Regions from separate parts of the Mus musculus genome. Here region 1 is linked to region 2. A link is a loop called in an ENCODE intact Hi-C map of the cell type or tissue named here. Cell type or tissue: left cerebral cortex. All regions are shown on one strand. Each heading gives the region's core, and the rest is flanking DNA. Links, peaks and the distances in the headings are about the cores only. Region 1 holds the start of Gm40672 (a long non-coding RNA gene). Region 2 has its middle 18 kb from the start of Mcu.

Evidence for each region. Peaks named below come from ENCODE experiments on the same cell type or tissue, not always from the same donor. Only the 100,000 strongest peaks of a DNase experiment are listed, where the experiment ranks them.
Region 1: a loop joins it to region 2, with 1.9 times the contacts of the local background. A loop is called at or near these places in 6 of 42 quality-filtered maps.

Annotation. Positions count from the first base shown.
Region 1 is chr10:59,679,773-59,689,318 of GRCm38, forward strand. Gm40672 (a long non-coding RNA gene) reads right to left here and starts at 7,462. Exons shown (of 3, transcript XR_871746.1): 1 at 7,414-7,462. In left cerebral cortex, for the core only: no CTCF peak of the experiment used is centred there; no DNase peak of the experiment used is centred there.
Region 2 is chr10:59,629,541-59,639,086 of GRCm38, forward strand. No RefSeq gene overlaps it. Among named protein-coding and RNA genes, the nearest start is that of Mcu, 18 kb to the left of the region's middle. In left cerebral cortex, for the core only: no CTCF peak of the experiment used is centred there; no DNase peak of the experiment used is centred there.

The DNA of each region.
Region 1 (9,546 bases), core at 1,002-9,001, 50 kb after region 2:
CAAGATAACTTGTACAATATTTCAAACTAAGCAAACAACAGAGACATGGAAAATTCTGTATAGGAAAATTGTAGCTAATAATTGCAGAAGAAGCAATAGAGTTATGGAAAGCATGACTTTGCAGCTCCTAATGAAATAATGGACATACACAGTGACTACCAGGAGATGCTAAAAACCATTAAGAGAGACTTTGATGGAGAGCTTTATAATGGCTCATCTGCCTGAAAATACTTGAACCCACTGGTCAGAATCAACATCATCTCAAGTGAGACAGACAGTTGTAGTATTTTGGTGGGTTCCTTGGAACAGAAAAAGACATTTGTCAAAATCAAAGGAAATCTGAAGAAAACATAAACTGTAATGAATAACGCATCAGATACTGATTATAACAAATACTCCACCTTAATGCTATGTTCTAGTCATGGAGCAAGGAAGACCTGTTAATTTAGGAACTCTATATTTTCTGCTTAATTTTTCTGACTCTAAAAACTGAAGTCTATTACTTTGGGGTGTGCATGCTGAGGAATAAACACAGGGCCCTGCACACTGTACTACACTCCCAGCATAAAATAAGTTCTACCAATAAGTTCTACTGGATGTTATGTCTCCCAAAGTAACTAAACAGGAAGTAAGTACAAGTCACTTAGAAGCATTCACACTGAAAGGGTGGGACTGGTTTATAGTTCAACGTGCACAGTGACTCTATTTGTAGGACAGGGTTCACTCAGTCACACTTGGATGTGGGAGTTTTGCAAATGATTTGGTTTCTTAAGAGACAGAGGTGGGAAAGGAGGAAAAAGAGGCTGAGGACCTCTACCTACCAACTAGACATACCTATCTTATCTGAGCCATGGTTTGAAATCATCAGCTGTAAAAAGGCATTTGGGGGAAATTCAGCATGGGTGACTGATGAAGTAACAGGAAGTATGAGTGTTAATTTATTAAATGTGAAAATGGCACTCTGGCCTCTTTTTAAACATCTATTTATTTTATGTGTATGAGTGTTTGTCTACGTGCATCTATGTTCACCACCTGCATGCCTGGGGCCTGCAGAGGTCAGAAGAGGACGTGAGATCCCCGAGACCTGGAGTTACAGATGGTTGTGAATGACCTTGTGGGAGCTGGGAACTCAACTCAGGTCCTCTGCAAAAGCAACAACTGCTCTTAGCCACTGAGTCAATGCTCCAGCCCCGGCACTATGGTCTTTTTTTTTTTTTAAGGTCTTGTCTTCTACACAGAAATCTCTTTGTGGTGTCTCAATTTAATGTGGGAAAGATAAAATTTTTCTATTTTTTTTAATATGTAAAAAATGATAAATCAGACCTCTAGGTCCACATACATAAAAATAAATCCCAACTAGATTATGGCTCCCTGAAAACTTCTATCCTGAGTCATTATAAACTATATGAAAAGATTAGCCACGTTTATGTTGATAATCTAGAAAAGGGTGAGCACTGCACTATAGAGGTTAAACATTGGAAGCACTGATCTGTACCTGCTAGAAGAGATTGGTCAGTACCAGTAATTCACTTCAAACAACAGAAATCTGTACAGCTCCGAATGTAACAAAGTCATTGATTTGTTTGTTTGTTTGTTTGTTTGTTTTGTCACACTGAGGACTGACCCCAGGGTTTTACACATGCTAGGTAAGCACTCACCACTGAGCTATCAGTCCTTCGTTGTGACAGAGTCTTACCACATAACCCTAGCTAGCCTGGGCTTACACCAGACCGGCCTTGAACTTGTGGTAAGCCTTCTGACTCCGCCTCCCTAGTGCTGAGATTACGGGCATGCACCACTCTACCTGGCATGATAAATCTCTACAATGTCTTATTATTATAGTAGAAGTTAAAATATGCAGGTGCTTGGTTGGGCGGGGGGTGGGGGGGATAGCTTAGTCAGTAAGCAAATTGTCATCCAAGCCTGAGTTTGAGCTCTGGAGCCCAGGTGAGGTGTCTGGAGTGGATGGTGTGCACCAGTAATCACAGAGCTAAGGAAGCAGGGGCAGAAGGATCCCAGGAGCTTACTGCTCAGTTGGTCTGTGAGTCCAGGTCAAGAAGAGACTGCCTCAAGGGAGGTGGGTGATACCTAAGGCTAGCCTTCAGCCTCCACATGCATGCATGCACATGCATGTGCACAGACACTTGTATACACACACATGTACACAAGCATAAAATATGCATCATTCTGCCAGGTATATATAGCTTAAAACCAAAAATACTGCATTCTTAATTGATGCATATGAGTTACAATTTTTAAAATAACCAAGACAGAACATATACCATGTTAAGGTGAACAACCATCTTGAGAGAAAAGGGAGAAATATGAAAGGATCAGGTCTTCATGTCTTCGAACATTTTGTTTAGTATTTTTAAATTCAAAGCAAATATGGTAAACTATGAATGGCGGGGCTATAGGTGTCAGTTGTAAATGTAATTGTCACTTTGACTTCCTCAGTTGAAGTCATGAGATGAGCCTCTCTCTAGTAACCTAGGACTAGAATGTTTCAGCCTCTGAGACTTACTGCTTAATAAACTCGCTCTTTCTAGATCTTTCTGAATTCTGACTGGCTGGTTCAACATAGCTGCTCTGGTTCAAATTCCTTTCCAAGCTGACTGATTCAAACTGGCTTCTCTCAGCTTCTGACAGAATTGCTGTGTTTGGAAAGGCTTCCTCCAACTCCACAAACTAAACTGCTCCAAACTGAACTGAACTGATTCTACTCTCTCTCTCTCTCTTTCCTGTCTGTCCTTGTGTATCCTATCTCTGAGTCATTCTGTTAAATCTTTCTCTGATTCGTCACTTTGTCTGCCCCTCAATTAGATATCATTATTTGGGATCAAAGGTGTATACTAAAGGTGTGTTTGCATTCCAGTTGGATATGTAACCCCTTGCCAGAACAACCATGTTAATGGATTAAAATTCTTCTACAGTTATCGTAAAAATGTTTGCTATATTTCATAATGTAAAAATGTATTCACATGCCTTTAATCCCAGCACTTGGGAGGCAGAGGCAGGTGAATTTCTGAGTTCGAGGTCAGCCTGGTCTACAGAGTGAGTTCCAGGACAGCCAGGACTATACAGAGAAACCCTGTCTCGGAAAAAAAAGAAAGAAAGAAAGAAAGAAAGAAAGAAAGAAAGAAAGAAAGAAAGAAAGAAAGAAAGAAAGAAAGAAACTTGAACTAAAAATTCAAAAAGAATCCATACTTCAAGTAGTTTTAATTGTGTGTGATTGACAGTAAGATAAAACTAAACTTGAAATAGCCTCATAAAGGGTTTAGTATAGAAACAAGCATCTTGTGTAGTTAGTTGGTGAGGCACAACAGGTATAAACCTCACTCTACCAATCAAACAACAACATTCACTTTTAAAATAAAATTAAATGTATACCTTCCTGTTGGTCTGAGTTTCTGCCTCATCTCTGGGATGCTGAGACACTACCCAGTATGCCACTCAGGGAAGGCAGAATGCAATGTAAGGTAGGGGATCCCAGCCCTTGTCTCCCTGGGTGAGAAACAGTGGGGGTTGAATAGATGCTGTGGTTCTCAAACTCCTGTGTACCCAGACGCTGCTGGGGACCACGAGGAGTTGAGAACGGAGTCCCAGGGCTGGCTTGGCTCTAAATGAGTGCCAAATGTACAGAGAGGCTGGAAGAGAGGCCTTCTATGGGAGATTTGGGCGAGGCTCTTTATGACAAAGGTCTTTCCCCAGCCCCCTTGATGGTGCTTGATAAAGGAGATGGTCCTTGCTCGTCTAAACTGTTTTATTCATGGCAGATGAAAATCCATTTGTCTTATTCAGAGTAAATCCAAGATTAAACAACTTTTGCAGAAAGGGATGCTAAACACTCAGGTTCTATCAAGATAGACCCTGGGTCTATCTCATTAGCATGGGTGTCTTGGTCATGTACTCCAGGACAGGTAGCGTCTGGCTGATTTTAATGCCTACTGTTCTCAATTATGACATTTACTAGGATTTTGAACCTGCTTCAATCTTACCAGTTCTGTCTAGTGGCATGGTTCACCTGCCCCACACCTTCCTCTGAAAGCTGGTGAGTACTTTGGTACTTTGTCTGTGGATGCCCCTACCATGTTTCCCCAAGTTTTATTGGTTGCCTTTCTCCCTGTCTTACTCTCCATTTTCCTACTAGCCCACACCAACTGTTGGGCTCTTGGCTATGTCAAGATTTGATAATCAGGGAAGCCCCAAGGAAGGCAGTTAGGTGCTAGAGCATCCTCACTTCAGCTCAATGCAGTTATCCATAAACATAAGAGATGCTTGATCTGTGGGTTACATAAAAGACATAATAGAACACAAGATGTTGCAGTCATAGCTCCTGACCGCAGCGGGGCTATGTTGTGGTGTGCCTTATGCATGTGTCATACTTCAATAAGCTTAAATTCCCATCCAGATGTTAAGAAAATCTGTTGCAGGATAGTCAGGATGCTGGCCAGACTACATCAAAGGGCAATTTTACAAAAATAAAACAAACTGTAGACACATTAAACATCTTGCATGCTAAATGTTCTCTCCTATGTAGCAAGTATTACAGTTTCTCCTTCAAACCCCAAGCCTCCATTTTAAGGGTTGTTTGTCTGTTTTGCTTTGTTTCTTTGTTTCTTTGTTTGAGACGTGGTCGTACTATGTTGCGCTGGCTCCCTCAGAACTCACTATGTAGAAGATCAGGTTGGCCCTGAACTCACAGAGATCCACCTGCCTCTATTCCTTGAGTGCTGAAATTAAAGGTAAGACATATGCCACTGCCTCTAGCTAGGCTAATATCTTTTTATGAATTATGTACTTTTCTTTATGTGTGAATTTTTTGTCTGCATGTCTATATGTGCACATGTGTGTCTGGTGTCCTCAGAGCCTGGAGGAAGGTGTTTAGATTCTCAGGAACTAAAGTTACAGATGACTGTGAGTGCTGGTAACTGAACCCAGGACCTCTGCAAAAGCAGCCTGTGTTCTTTGTTGTTTTTGAGACAGAGTTTCTCTATGTCACCATAGCTGTCCTGGAACTAATTCCATAGACCAGGCTAGTCTCAAACTCAGAGATCTGCCTGCCTCTACCTCCAGAGTGCTAGGATTAAAGGCATCCGCCTCCAAGCCAGACAGCCAATGCTCTTAACTGCTGAGTCAAAAATATCTTTCCCAAGGGATGAGTATTCCTTGTTAATGGGCTGTCAAACCGACTCTGTTACCTCTGGTTTTCCCTCTGCTCATCACCATGGGAAAGGGAGAGTACACTTATTTCAGCTTCATTGTGAAGAGGAATGAATAGAAGTCCTCGGGCTAGTGAAGGCTTTATTTCTCAGTAGCAATTAAAGGGCAGCCACATCCCCTGGAAAGCTGCCTTCCAGAAACAGCTTAAGGATGGAGAATGGAAGCTCAGGCTGCATGCCTGAGCTAAGTCACATTAAACAAAATGAGGTTGAAGATCAGAGAGATGACCCAGTAGGCAAAGGTATCGCTGGCAAGCCTGATGAGCTAGCTGAGTAGGAACCCTGGGACTCACCTGGCTGAAGGAGTGTGCCAATTAGAGAAATGCACTAACCTTCACACCTGCACCCTTATGCCTTGCTTGTAAGCCTCCCCTCCTCCCCTGCTCACTCGCACGAGCACACACACAGCACAGAGAAACAGCACACACACTCACACACACACACACTCACACACACACACACTCACACACACACATACACACACAGCACAGCAAGACACCACACATACTCACACACATACACACACAGCACACCACAGAGAGTCACCACACATACTCACACACATACACACACAGCACAGAGAGACACCACACACACTCACACACATACACACACAGCACAGAGAGACGCCACACACACTCACACACATACATACACACACACACACTCACACACACACCACATAGATACCACACACACACACACACATACACACACACACACATACACACACAGCACAGCAAGACACCACACATACTCACACACATACACACACACACAGCACACCACAGAGAGACACCACACACACACATATACACACACCACAGAGAGACACCATACACACACACACACACACACACACACACACACACACAGTTTGAACCACTGAGTGATTCAACCACATGGAATATACTATCATATATGTGGCGTGTCATCGGCTGGAATATTATGCATTGCACATATGATGTAGACTCACCTATGACCTCACTGGATTTAATCTAATTGGCACACAGTATAATTAAAATAAACAAAAACAAAAACAGGGTTGGAGGGATGTCTTGGCCATTAAGAGGCCTTGCCACTCTGCTAGGGGTCAAAAGTTCAGTTCCCACTTCAGGAAATCTGACACGTGGCATTCTCAGACACACATGTGGCATACAGATAAACACATACAGTGATTTTTTTTTAAGTTGAGTCTGCAGGGCTAGAGAAATTGCTCAGTCGTTAAGAACACTTGATTTTCCAGAAGACTCATGCTTAGTTAGCAGCACCCACATCAGGAAACTCGCAACTCCAGCTACAGGGGCCCTGACACCCTCTTCTGTCCTCTGCCAGTACCCAAGCCCACATGACACACATATATAAATGAATAAATATTTTTAAACTTTGTATTGGTTCTTTGTGAATTTCACAGCACTCACCTCAATCCCATTCATCTCCCTCTCGTTCTCCTACGCACCCTTCACCCTTGCAACCTTCCCCACCATAACAACAAAATTCTTGTTGTGGAAGCTGTAGTGTGCCATAGTGTGTCACACAGTACACCCTTTTGTCCACACTCCTTAGCTTGCAAATGTTCATTGACTGCAATGAGTCATTGATTTGGTACGAGACCTCTGGCTTCTGCTACTCCATCAATACTGGAACCTCACTGGAACTCCTCTAAGATATCCTGTTGTTGCCCTGTGTCATGGAGCGTCTGTCGTTTGGGATCTGTAGGACTGGCCCTTTCATAAGCTCCAGCCATTCATAGAGGGGGTAGATGTTGAGGTGGGCCAATTCAAAGTTCTGGATCTGGGCCTGAGAGGTATCTGAACTGGTCAGCCCCCCAGCTCTCCTGATCTCACACCCTCAGGGCCGGCCCGAAACCAGGCCCAGCTCCTTTCCAGGTAAAACACAGGGCCTGTTCTCCAAGTGTTACAGCTGATGAGGAACATGCCCTTCCTTGCCCCTTGCATCTACATCAGGCAAGAGAGGTGGCCCTGGGGTCATCAGAGCAGGAGAGCTGGCATTGCCCCTCATCTACTGCAGCACTCAGGGGAGCAGTCTCTGCACCTTACCTGGGTGCAGGCTCCTGTATGTGGGTGCTGTGGTCCTACTCTTACAGCTTTGGGCCAGCAGGGCCAGCTCTCCCACCTGCCATAGATGTCAAGGGATAAGAGAGGGGAGGATGCCCTCAGGGTCAGCTCACCTGCAATCCTGGAATCCAGGGCTAGCTCTACTGTGCTACCCAGGTGAGGTGCAGGGCCTGCTCTCTCAAGTACTGCAATGGGTGAGGGGCAGGACTCTCCTGCTCTCATGACCCTTGGGCCAGCTCTCTTGCAAGCCGTAAGAGGCAAAGTGCAAAGGTCAGGGAGGATAGCTCTCCCTTGTTGATGCCATTGCACAGCAGACAAGAGTCTCCTACCCTCAGGCCCGCAGGGCCAGCTTATCCACAGCACCCACATACAGGAGCCTGCACCCAGGTAAGGTGCAGAGACTGCTCCCCTGAGTGCTGCAGTAGATGAGGGGCAATGCCAGCTCTCCTGCTCTGATGACCCCAGGGCCACCTCTCTTGCCTGATGTAGATGCAAGGGGCAAGGAAGGGCATCTCTCCTTTGTTCAGTGTACCTCATGGCAGACAAATGATGGACCAGTTCTCTCATGGTCACACTCTCAGCGTTGGATCACCTGCAACTCCCACATTGGGTGGGGGGGAGGGGGAGAGAGGGCTTATCTTCTGAGCACTGCGGCTGGCTAGGGGTGCAGTCAGCTCTCCTGCTCTCATGGCCCCAGGGCCAGTTCTCCCATGATGCTCAGGTGAGGGGTAGGGCCAGTTCTACACAGCACTCAGTTATCAATGTGCCACTGGGTGACATCCCAAACCAGGGATATCTGCCTGGCCTTTGGTGGTAACAGACCTCTGCTGCTTCAGGGCCACAGATCCAGATGTGGGCCCCAGTGGCAACCCAGGCCAGTACCCCACCATGGTCCCAGGTGGTTACACTGGCTACTCACATCAGGCTGTTCCTCACCACCCTCGAGTCTCCAGTTCTGCCTCTCTTCATTGCGGCCACATCCTTCTGTTTCTGTTTCTCTTCCATTTCTCCACTACCTACTTGTTCTTAGTGGTGCCTGGGGTCTCTGAGTCTCTAGGATCATCTCAGGACTGCTATGCCCCTCTAGTGCATTATAGCACTGGGCAGGAGTCGTTTTGGGCATGGTCTGCCCCTCCACGCCTGAGCAGCCCAGGACTGGTGGTCATCCCAGGCTAGCTCCCTGTCCGGGCTCATACTCTTTGACCTGCTCACCTGAGTGGCCCCTTGCAAGGGTTGTCCTCCAAAACAAGCCCACAGGCCAATCTGATCTGGGCTATCCCTCCATGGAGACTCCTTTCTCAGATGAGTCCAGGCTCTGCCAGGTTGACAGTTGACGCTAAGTATGACACTTCATTTGTCAGTGTTCAACAGGACACATTGATTGCTTATTACTCAGAATGAAAGTTGACAGTTTTAAGTTATTTCTCACTTTTCACACATTAGAAATTTGACACTCTGAAATTATTTTCCCACTTTTTCTCATCTCCCTTTACCCCAGGTTTTGCTAGTCTCAACTATATAGTTCAATACATTTAAAATGTCACCAGGCTACAGTGTTATACGCTCATTATCAAATTCTAGAACAAGATGTTTTACCTTGTAGCTTTGAAATACTACCACTGGGCTGGGGGTGTAGATCCGTGTTGGAATCCTTGCTTATCACATATAAGGTCCTGGCTGGACCACTAGAATCTCAAACTAAAGAGATAAAAAGTAAATAAAATATTTCTAGTAATTTTTATGGCATTAAACACTGTTAACATTCTTTAATTAATAGAGCTTTTAGATTTAAACTAAGCAAAAAAACTAACATTTGTTTTAGAGCTTTGCCGGGCTTTTTCTATACATGAAAAAAAAATTTATAAATGAACATTTTAAACCTGAATTTTCTACACAGATAAAAATGCAAAACTGATGCACTGTGTGCTGCCAGTTCTCACACATCCTATGGGTTTAAACTATCCTGAGTAAGACCAGAAAGGGAGAAGGAAAACGGTGAGACATTATCCTCAGACAATAGCAAGCACATCGGGAAATCCGCAACAATACGTGACAAAGAAATTACTTGTAACTGACATGGGGTGTTTATAATCTGAATTCTTTGCTGGAATTGTGTTTGCAGGGAACATTGTAATAGTTAGAGGTGTTCCAAATTTTGAAGATAAAGGACTAATACTGTTCCCTGAATATTTCAAATCCCCCATGGTTCTCTGTAACAGCATCCACTGACGTACAATAATAAGATG
Region 2 (9,546 bases), core at 969-8,968:
TGTCTCAGTGGGATCCAATGGCATGGGAAAGCAAGGTGGATAAATAGGAACTGCAGGGAGGGGCCGTGGCTGGATGAAGTCACCGAGTACCTGGAGAATACACTAGAAAGGGAAAGGGAGTGGGAGAGAGACAGGTGAAGGATGGAGTAGCTCTCTATACCTTGCAGAATGGAATACAGATTGAGTTTCTACGCCTGTGCCAGAGGACCATCTAGATGGATTGCCCTGCTTACTGTTACTACTCTTTTTCCCATTTTGAAACAAAGTCTCAATGCGTAGCTCTGACTAGCCTCAAACTCACCGAGATCTTGCCTCTGCCTTGGCCTCCTGAGTGCTGGATTTAAAGGCATGCCCAAAGGTTGGTTAGGACCACTTGTTCTTTTTGTTTTGTTTTGTTTTGTTTTGTTTTGTTTTGTTTGTTTTGTTTTTTTTTCGAGACAGGGTTTCTCTGTATAGCCCTGGCTGTCCGGGAACTCACTTTGTAGACCAGGCTGACCTCGAACTCAGAAATCCACCTGCCTCTGCCTCCTGAGTGCTGGGATTAAAGGCGTGGGCCATCACTTGTTCTTTTTGTAGAGGACCCAGGTTCAATTCCCAGTACCCACATGATGGCTCATAACAACCTGTAACTTCAATTTCAGGGGTTCATATATTGTCTATAGACCTTGGTGGGTACTGTATATGTGATATACAAACATATATGTAGGTAAAAAATTCCTACAATAAGATAATAAAATCTTAAAAATAAAATAAAAGCACAGGCCACCAAGCCTTCTCCAATGTGGCTCTCTTCTTCTCAAGAAGGTCAAAGAAGAAGAGAAGAGACTAAAAGATCAGCGCCTGGCTGTAGCCTGTGGCTTGCTGAGACCCACCCTGTGCAGTCTCTGGTGTGCATCAGACATCACCATCCCAACTGTACAAACGAGAAATGGAAGATCCAAACAGCTTATATCCCTTCCCTGATGCACGTGCCTGAGAGCTCACTCCAGGGGGCTGAGCACTGAATACAGACTGTGTGAGGACCTCGGACCCAGGCTTGCTCACTCTTCCACACTCCCTCCATAGAAAATGTGTTTCCTAGAGTCTGTACCCTCCCTCTCCATCTCTTTCTCCCTTCTTCTCTCCTTTCCTCCTTCCCTGTTTCCTTCCCTCTCTTCCTCCCTCCTTTTCTCCTCCCTCTCTTTTCCCCCCTTTCTCTCCCTTTCCCTCTCTCCATCTATCCTTTCCTCCCTCTGTCCGTCCCTGTCTCTGTCTCTCTGTCTCTGTCTCTCTGTCTCTCTCCCATCCTCCCTCTGTCTCTTCCTCCCTCCTCATTTGTAGTTCTATACTCTTATTTATGACAATCCCTATTCTGTACTATATGGCACTGACCTTCACTGGTCTAATTTATCATAGTAAGGTTGGTGTTTCATCTGTAAGTGGGCCATCTGGCAGGCAGCATATGGAAATAGACCCTTTAGCAAGGTCATGAGAACATTAAATTTGTAATTTAAAGAAGTTTCCTAAGCTGGGGGAGTACATTTGGTAGAACACTTACTCAGCATGTGGAAGGCCCTGGGTTTGAACTCCAACACCATAAAATAAGTGTTTTTTTCTAAAATCTGTAAGGAATATTGTCAAAGATAATATTGAGGGCTGGCGGTTAGCAAGGTATTGTGATGTGTGCCATGTGAATATTACATTATAGCATCTTGCTTAATCCTCACCAATTTTCCTATGAGAAAAATACTCTATTAGTCTACTAGATCCTTTTTTTTTCTGATGATAAAAATAAAACTCGCCAGAGTAATTTGCTAAAGATTGGCTGGCTGTTGAGTGATAGAGCCAATTCATGGATACAGACAGACACCAGAGCCCACACAGTGAACCTAGAGTTCATCCTGTAGATGCTACAGTGTAGAGCCCTATACTATTAGCTCAGAGGCAATCACCATAAGCCCATACAGAGTTCCAGAGAAATGACCAAGTGACAATAATTTCTTTGGGGTATGAGAATTGCCTGATGGGTTAAGCATGTGTACTAGACGAGTGGAGGAGCCAAGTTTGGTTCCCAGATTTCACACTGGAAAGAGCTGACCACTGAAAGGTGTCCTTTGACCTCTATGCACTGTGGCATGTATGTGTGCACACTTTGAGATGATGATGACGATGACGGTGATGATGATGATGATAATGATTATCTAGTGAGAGCAATGGGATGAACTAACATCAAAAGTAGTAGCTTGGGGCTGGAGAGATGGCTCCAGCAGTTAAGAATACTTGCTCCTCATGCAAAAGAGCTGGGTTTGGTTCCCAGCACCCACACAGAGGCTTACAATTCTGGTTTGAAGGGACCCAAAGACTCTTCTGACTCCAGAGGGCAGCAGACATAATGGTGGTGTACATACATACATACATGAAGGTAAACACTCATACACTTTTTAAAAAATTTTAAAACTAAATAAATATTTTAAAAATATAGCTCAATTGATTCACATGCATCTCCTTCCTTATGATGGAAAATATAGGATTATGTTTATTTAAAGCATGGTCAGCTCACAGTTCTAACTTTACAATTCTGCTAGCAACTATTATGTAATAACTTATTGTTGAACTCCAAACAAACAAGAATATCAAGAATCTAGTATCCAGATACTTGAAGAAATGTGTTTGTATATTACGGCCATCAAAAGACTGATAATCTACTACCTTAATCATAAGGTTGAAGAAATGTGCAAGAAAAATAGACATGCATCAAATAAGTCCTTTTGTCTATTTCTTTAATAGCCATGAAGAAGTCTAAGCCCAATGTGGTAGGCCCTGCCTGTGACTTAAGAAGCTGAGGCAGGAGTAGTATTATAAATTCAAGGCCAGCTTCAGTTATTTGGGAATTCCAGGACAGCCTCAGTATGGAATGAGACCCTGTCCCAAACAAACAACCAACAAATAGAAGTCTGAAGTCTATCTAGAAATTTCCCTGAAAGGAAATATCAACAACAAAAACAAAAAACAAATAGCACCACGGCCTCTTGTGACAGATCATAAGGAATGTTGGAAGTGGTTTCAGAGACCTAGAACCTGAAACTACATCCAGACTACATGGTCTGTAAGACCTTAGGCTCACAATCTGCAAAAATATCTTAGGCCACTGTCTTAGTTAGGGTTTTACTGCAGTGAACAGACACCATGACCAAGGCAACTCTTATAAAGGAAAACATTTAATTGGGCCTGGCTTACATTTTCAGATGTTCAATCCATTATCACAAGGTGGGAACATGGCAGCATCCAGGCAGGCATGGTATAGGAGGAGCTGAGAGTTCTACATCTTCATCTGAAGGCTGCTAAGAGAAGACTGGCATTCTTAGGCAGCTAGAAGAAGCTCTCTTTGTCCACCCCACAGTGACACACTTCCTCCAACAAAGCCATACCTCCTAATAGTGTCACTTCCCATGGGCCAAGAATATTCAAACCACCACAATCACTCAGTCTGTAAAAAGAGGAGTTCAGCTTTCTAGGTTGTTGCAGTGGTTTTTAGCCTTCCTAATGCTGCAGCCCTTCAGTTCCTTGAATAGGAACTCGTTCTGTTCTGGTGATAATTATAACATTATTTTTGTTGCTACTTCTTAACTGAAAGTTTGCTACTGTTATGAATTGCAACATAAATATCTAATATGCAGGCAATCTAACATGTGACCCCTGTGAAAGGGTCAGTTGAGAACTGCTGTTGTAAATGAAGAGGAGGGGAATGAAAATAGGGGGAAAGAGAGGAAGAACGTGAAACCATGTGGCATCCTAAAATGTTATTCGTTTACTTAAAAGCAGGGATGCTATATTAAAGAGTTCTCATTATTGGCAAATGTGTCATCAGAAGAAAAATACAAAGAAATAGTCTTTAGTTTTTTAGTTTGGAGCCTACTTTTCTGAGACAGGAGCTCACTTTAGCCCAGGCTAACCTGGAATTCACTTTGCATCTGAGGAAGGCCTCAAACTCATAGTAATCCTCCTGCCTCTAACTATCAAATACTGGTATTACAGATTTGAGGTGTCATATCCTGAGAAATTGCCTGGTAAAGGGACCATGCAAAGCCCCTTGGTTTCTGAATTTTGACTGGACTCATTCAGTGGCACTTACAGGGTTGGCCACAGATGTCTTAAACATAAAACAATAAATGCCCACACCCTGTTCTCTTCTATTTATTTCCCATTTCTCCTGGTCTATTTTAAGAACTTGGAATGGACCATATTACCCTTGAGACTGGCACATTGGGCTCATCAGCCCACTGAAGCCCTGAGCTTCACTAAGCTCGCTGACTCACACCCTCCATGCACAAAGGCAACAGCCGTGAACTTTTAGTGTCTTTCTCTTCCCCTGACTCCTAATGAACTTCAGCTAACCAAGATCCTTTTCTATGACGCAAACAAATATTGAAGTAGATGAAATGGCAATGTTGAAAAAAATTCGATTTGAGATTTTCTTTAGGTAAGCCAAAAAGAATCATTCTGTCTGCCTCTAAGGGAACATTGACTGAACTGATATTAGGTAGAAGAGCCTTATAGCATTACAGCAATGGTGATTTTATGAAATTCAGCGATTCCATCCTGCAGCTCAGTGGTAAGGAATGTGGAGGCTTACACTGTCTTCAGGTCTAATGCTGGCTCATAATCACCAGCCTCATCACCTTCTATAATAGATTTTTTTAAAATCTCTCTAAAATGTTACTATGTAAAGAGAAATGTCCTTTTATTTTATACATTTCTATTTTATATATATTTGTTTATGTTATTGTATATATAGCCTTTTTATTTTATACATATTATATAAATTACATATTATATTACAATTATATTGGATATATCCTTTTTATTTTATACATTTTTATTTTAAAAATATATTTATTTTATTTTATATATCTATTTATATATAATTTATATAATTATAATATATTATTTATAAATTTTATTATTTGTATAAGATATATAATGTTATATATATATGTATGTATAATCATATATATGTATATATAACATATGTAATATATTATATGTACATATTCTATACTTTTTATTATAGAATTATTTTCACTAGCATTTTTAGGTACCTCGTGGTCTCTGAGTTTTGGCCAAATCAATTCTATTTGGAAAAGATATATTTATATTTATCTTTTATATTTATAAAATATAAAAGTTTATATTGCCACTGTCTCCAAAGGGTCTACAGAAAAAATATAGGTGGAGGAGATGCTTAAAGAAAACCAAGTCGATCCACGGGGTTGTTTGGTGGTTGAAAATTCTCCTCATGATGTGAATCATTGTTCCTAATCAAGAAGCAGTTTACTAATTCAGAGCATCTATACCATGTTAACTAGATAGCAAATACCTGGGCTGACAGCTGAGGATATCACTCAGTTGATCCTAGTTATGCCAGGATTTCTGCAAAGTGCTAAAGAAAGGTACGTAGGCAGCCAGGAATCTTGATCTCTAACAACAGCTGGCAGGTTGCCTCTAATCCGTTTAATTCTGTGTTTATGTCAAACCTGAATTTTGTTGGAATTTTCATGTATCTTATAGAGACAACAGAAGACTTGACAGATAAGTCATCTCCTATCCAATTGCTGAAAGAAGTGTTTATCCTTATAATGAACCATTTTAATTTGTTTTAAACACAGCATTTCATTGTATTATCTAGGCTGGCCTCAAACTGGACTTAAACATTCTTCCTGCATTGGCCTTCAAAGTAGCTGTGACTGCAGGCTCACACCACCACATATTTTAAGTTTGGGGTTACTTATTTTGAGACAGGATCTTACTGGGTAGCCCAAGCTACCTTTGAACTTGCTATGTAGCACAGGATAATTTTGAACTTGGGATTCATTTGCCTCTGCCTGCCACGAGCTGGAATTAAAGGCAAAGACGATTACTGTCTTAGTTAGGGTTTGACTGCTGTGAACAGATACCATGACCACGGCAACTCTTATAAGAGCAACATTTCACTGGGGCTGGCTTACAGGTTCAGTGGTTCAGTCCATTATCATCAAGGCAGGAACAAGGCAGCATCCAAGCAGGCATGGTGCAGGAGGAGCTGAGAGTTCTATATCTTCATCTAAAGACTGTTAGTGAAAGACTGACTTCCAGGCAGCTGGCATGAGGGTCTTAAAGCCCAGTCCCACAGTGGCACACCTATTCCAACAAGGCCACACCTACTCCAACAAGGCCACACCTCCAAATAGTGCCACTCCCTAGGCCAAGCATATTCAAACCATGACGATTACTATTACACTTGGCTTTTGATTAAGTTTTGGAGATGATAAGGAAAATGCATTTTGTAATAAATCTGTTACAGATCCAAAATCAGTCCCAAAGCTCTACTCAGAGATGTTGCTCAGTGGTAGAGCTTTAGATGTATAAGGAGCCCTGGTGTTTCCCTAATAGCAAATAATAATAATATAGAATAATAAGAATCCAGGCGTGGTTTTGCCTACCTGTAATTCTAGCACTTGAAACACAAGAGGATCATGACCCCAAGGCCTGCCTGGTCTATATAATGAGATCCTTTTGCTCTCTCAAAAGAGAAAAAGGATTCAAAGCTCAGACACAGACACAAATCATGTTTCTAAAAAGTAACCCAAGGTACAAAGAAGGCAGCCAAGTAAGACTTAAGGTACAGGGCTGGGCTGGGAGCTGACAGGGATCTTAGCAGGCATGTCAGAACTGTGGGTGCCTGGCAACAATGTTAGGGATTAGTAACCAGGAGACCAGAGTTGAAAACCAGACACTGCGGTTACATTGGTTACAAATGTACCCATGATCAACCTTGCAACTGCTTGATGACATATTTTTATTCCTTCATAAAAAAATATATATATATATATGGCAATTAACATATCAAAGAGTATCCGGGGATCTTAGACACTGAGGAATACTTAGTGAATAATACAGACAAAGACTTTGTGTAGTTTATATTCTATTTGGGGTTGGGATGGGAGGAATCTATCAACAAGTAAAGCACAGAGTAAGTTAATAGAAATGAGTCTATGTAAAAAATCCAAGTGGAAAATTCTGTGGGTAATAAGTGGAAATACAATTTTTATTCCTTTGCCTGTTTTTGAGACAGAGTCTCACTGTGTAGCCCGGCTCTCCTGGAACTCACTCTGTAGACCAAACTGGCCTCGAACTCAGGGATCTGCCTGCCTGCCTGCCTGCCTGCCTGCCTGCCTGCCTGCCTGCCTGCCTGCCCAATACTAGGATTAAAGGCGAACTCCACCACTGCCTTTTTAAACAATGTTCTGAGGAAAATGTTCTCTGGGAAGACGGTAAGGAAGAGCGGGGCAGGGCTGGCCAACTCAGCAGTGAAGTGCTGAGCTAGCCAATGAAAAGCCTCAGAGCTACAGGAAAAAGAAAAGAAACGAAACGAAAACCAAGCGTGTCAGTCATGACGGTCTTCTGGAGAAGACTACATATACTACATGGGACTCAGACTCTGCTGAGGTGTTCCTGCAGGGACCAGGGAGGACCAGGGAGGAACACAGGTAGTTGAGCGGCTTGAGCAGAGTGGTAGGTAAGGTCAGAAAAGTGGGGAGATTTGTCAATGATGTTGGGGTCCCTGGACCACTGTAACGATTTCCGGCTTTCACTTGGAGTGAGGTACGAGGCTGTCCGAAAATACTACACAGAAAGAAAGCACATATTGCAAGTTAAAAGGACCCTCCTGCTTTCTGCTTTCTGCTTTCTGCTTTCTGCGCATGTGCTCATGGTGCAAGGGTATAAGCAGGACCATTTTCTCAGGACAAAAGAATAACAGTTTGCACAGGCTGGGGGTGATGGAGAAAGAGAAGTGATGGAACCTGGATGTTGTTGGGAAGTGGAGCCATCAGGATGTGGCAAACATCTGGAACGATGGAATGAAATGACATGAGAGCAAGGGGCAGTCAAGTACAGCCTAGAAACCTAGAGAGAGCGGGAGGGGGAGGGAAAGAGGGAGGAAAAGAGAGAGAGAGATGTTTTTTTATCGAAATGGGGAGGAAAATGAGAAGGTTCTTAATCTTGCTTGAGGCACAACACCAGACACATTGCAGTCTTCGTGTTTGCTGTTAACCTAATCAAAATCAGTGTCTGTGTATTTGGGTCAAGAGTTGCTTTAGATAAAAAAGAAAAATAAATAAATAAATAAAATGACTTGTTAGCTTCCAGACTAAGCTTTTGTTTCAGACTCTGAGATAAATTTAAATCCAGTGATGTGCTACAGATGGTTTTACTCAAGAGCCAGGCTATTGGAAAAGCACTGGAGAAACTTAATACTTCTTAGGCATTACATCATCTGGATTTACAGGTGGGAAAGTACACTAGAAACAGAGGAGAACATACTTAAAAAACTCATTACTTATTTCCTACATTTCACTATGGTCTGGCTTCTGAAGCAACGTCCCAGAATGTGTCTGTGCAGTATAGTACGTACTGCCCCCGTGCCTCCCCTTCCAACAAGGCGCTGATTTCTGCGGCCATAAAAATAATGCTTAAAAATACTTAAGCCAAGTAATTATGCTCACTGTGAAGTTTTACCGAACTAGGGACATCATTTAAAAGAAAAGACAAAAAAAAAGGACTGAAACTTTAAAACTGAGCCAGTGAACACCAGTGCTAGATGTCAGGGGCTCTTACTGGGCCAGGAGACAGGGACTTAAGATGCAGGGACTGACAAATGCTAAACATTAGAGTGTGAGCAAGCTGGCCGTGTCTTATAAATACATGCAGGGATAACAGCATTACATTGTACTTCTCTTGCAGGTCTCCCCCTCTAGACAGCAAGGGTTGGGAACTAAAAAAAAAAACCTGAGTAGAACCTGCAGGAATTCCACACAGCTAAATGCTTTACATACTGATCCAGTTAGGAACTGCTAAGAGAGATGAGCATCCCACGTTCAATCAATGCTTTATAGGATTAAGCCTGAACCAAATCACCAGCCGTTAACAGGATAGACTAGTGGCTTCGGACTGCTTCTTTGTATATTTGGTATTATGGCCAAGATGAGGAGAAACGGGCTAGTCAATGCCGGTGAGACACTCATCGGCAGGCTTCTTTAAAAAGAGATGTCAAAGACTCTAAAGACATTGGTTACTTCAGTGAGGCGGCTAGAAAAACAACTGCAGTTTGTTGCTTTAATGTTACAAGAAAGGCAGCTGGGATCCAGAGAATAGTTGCGGGTTCCTGAGGGAAAGAAAGGGAATGAGTCATTTTGTTGGAGTGTGAAAAATAAAAAAATTGGAATGTGTCTTAAGGTCCTGGCCAAGACCCAGTGGACGATAACAGAGAGCGCAGCATTTAGTGCTCTGGTATTTCACTGTTAGGTATGCATATCAGAGCTGAGGGTGTAGCCCCATAGACAGCCTGCTTGCCTAGCACCTGTACGGCCATGGGTTCAACTCCTCAGCATCTTGTGTACTGGAGTAGTAGGACACATCTATACTCCTAACACTTGGATGGCGTACAAGCTGCTTTTGTTTGTCAACTTGACCAAGCTGAAGTCAACAGAGAAAGGAGCTTCAGCCAAGGAAATGCCTCTATGAGATCCA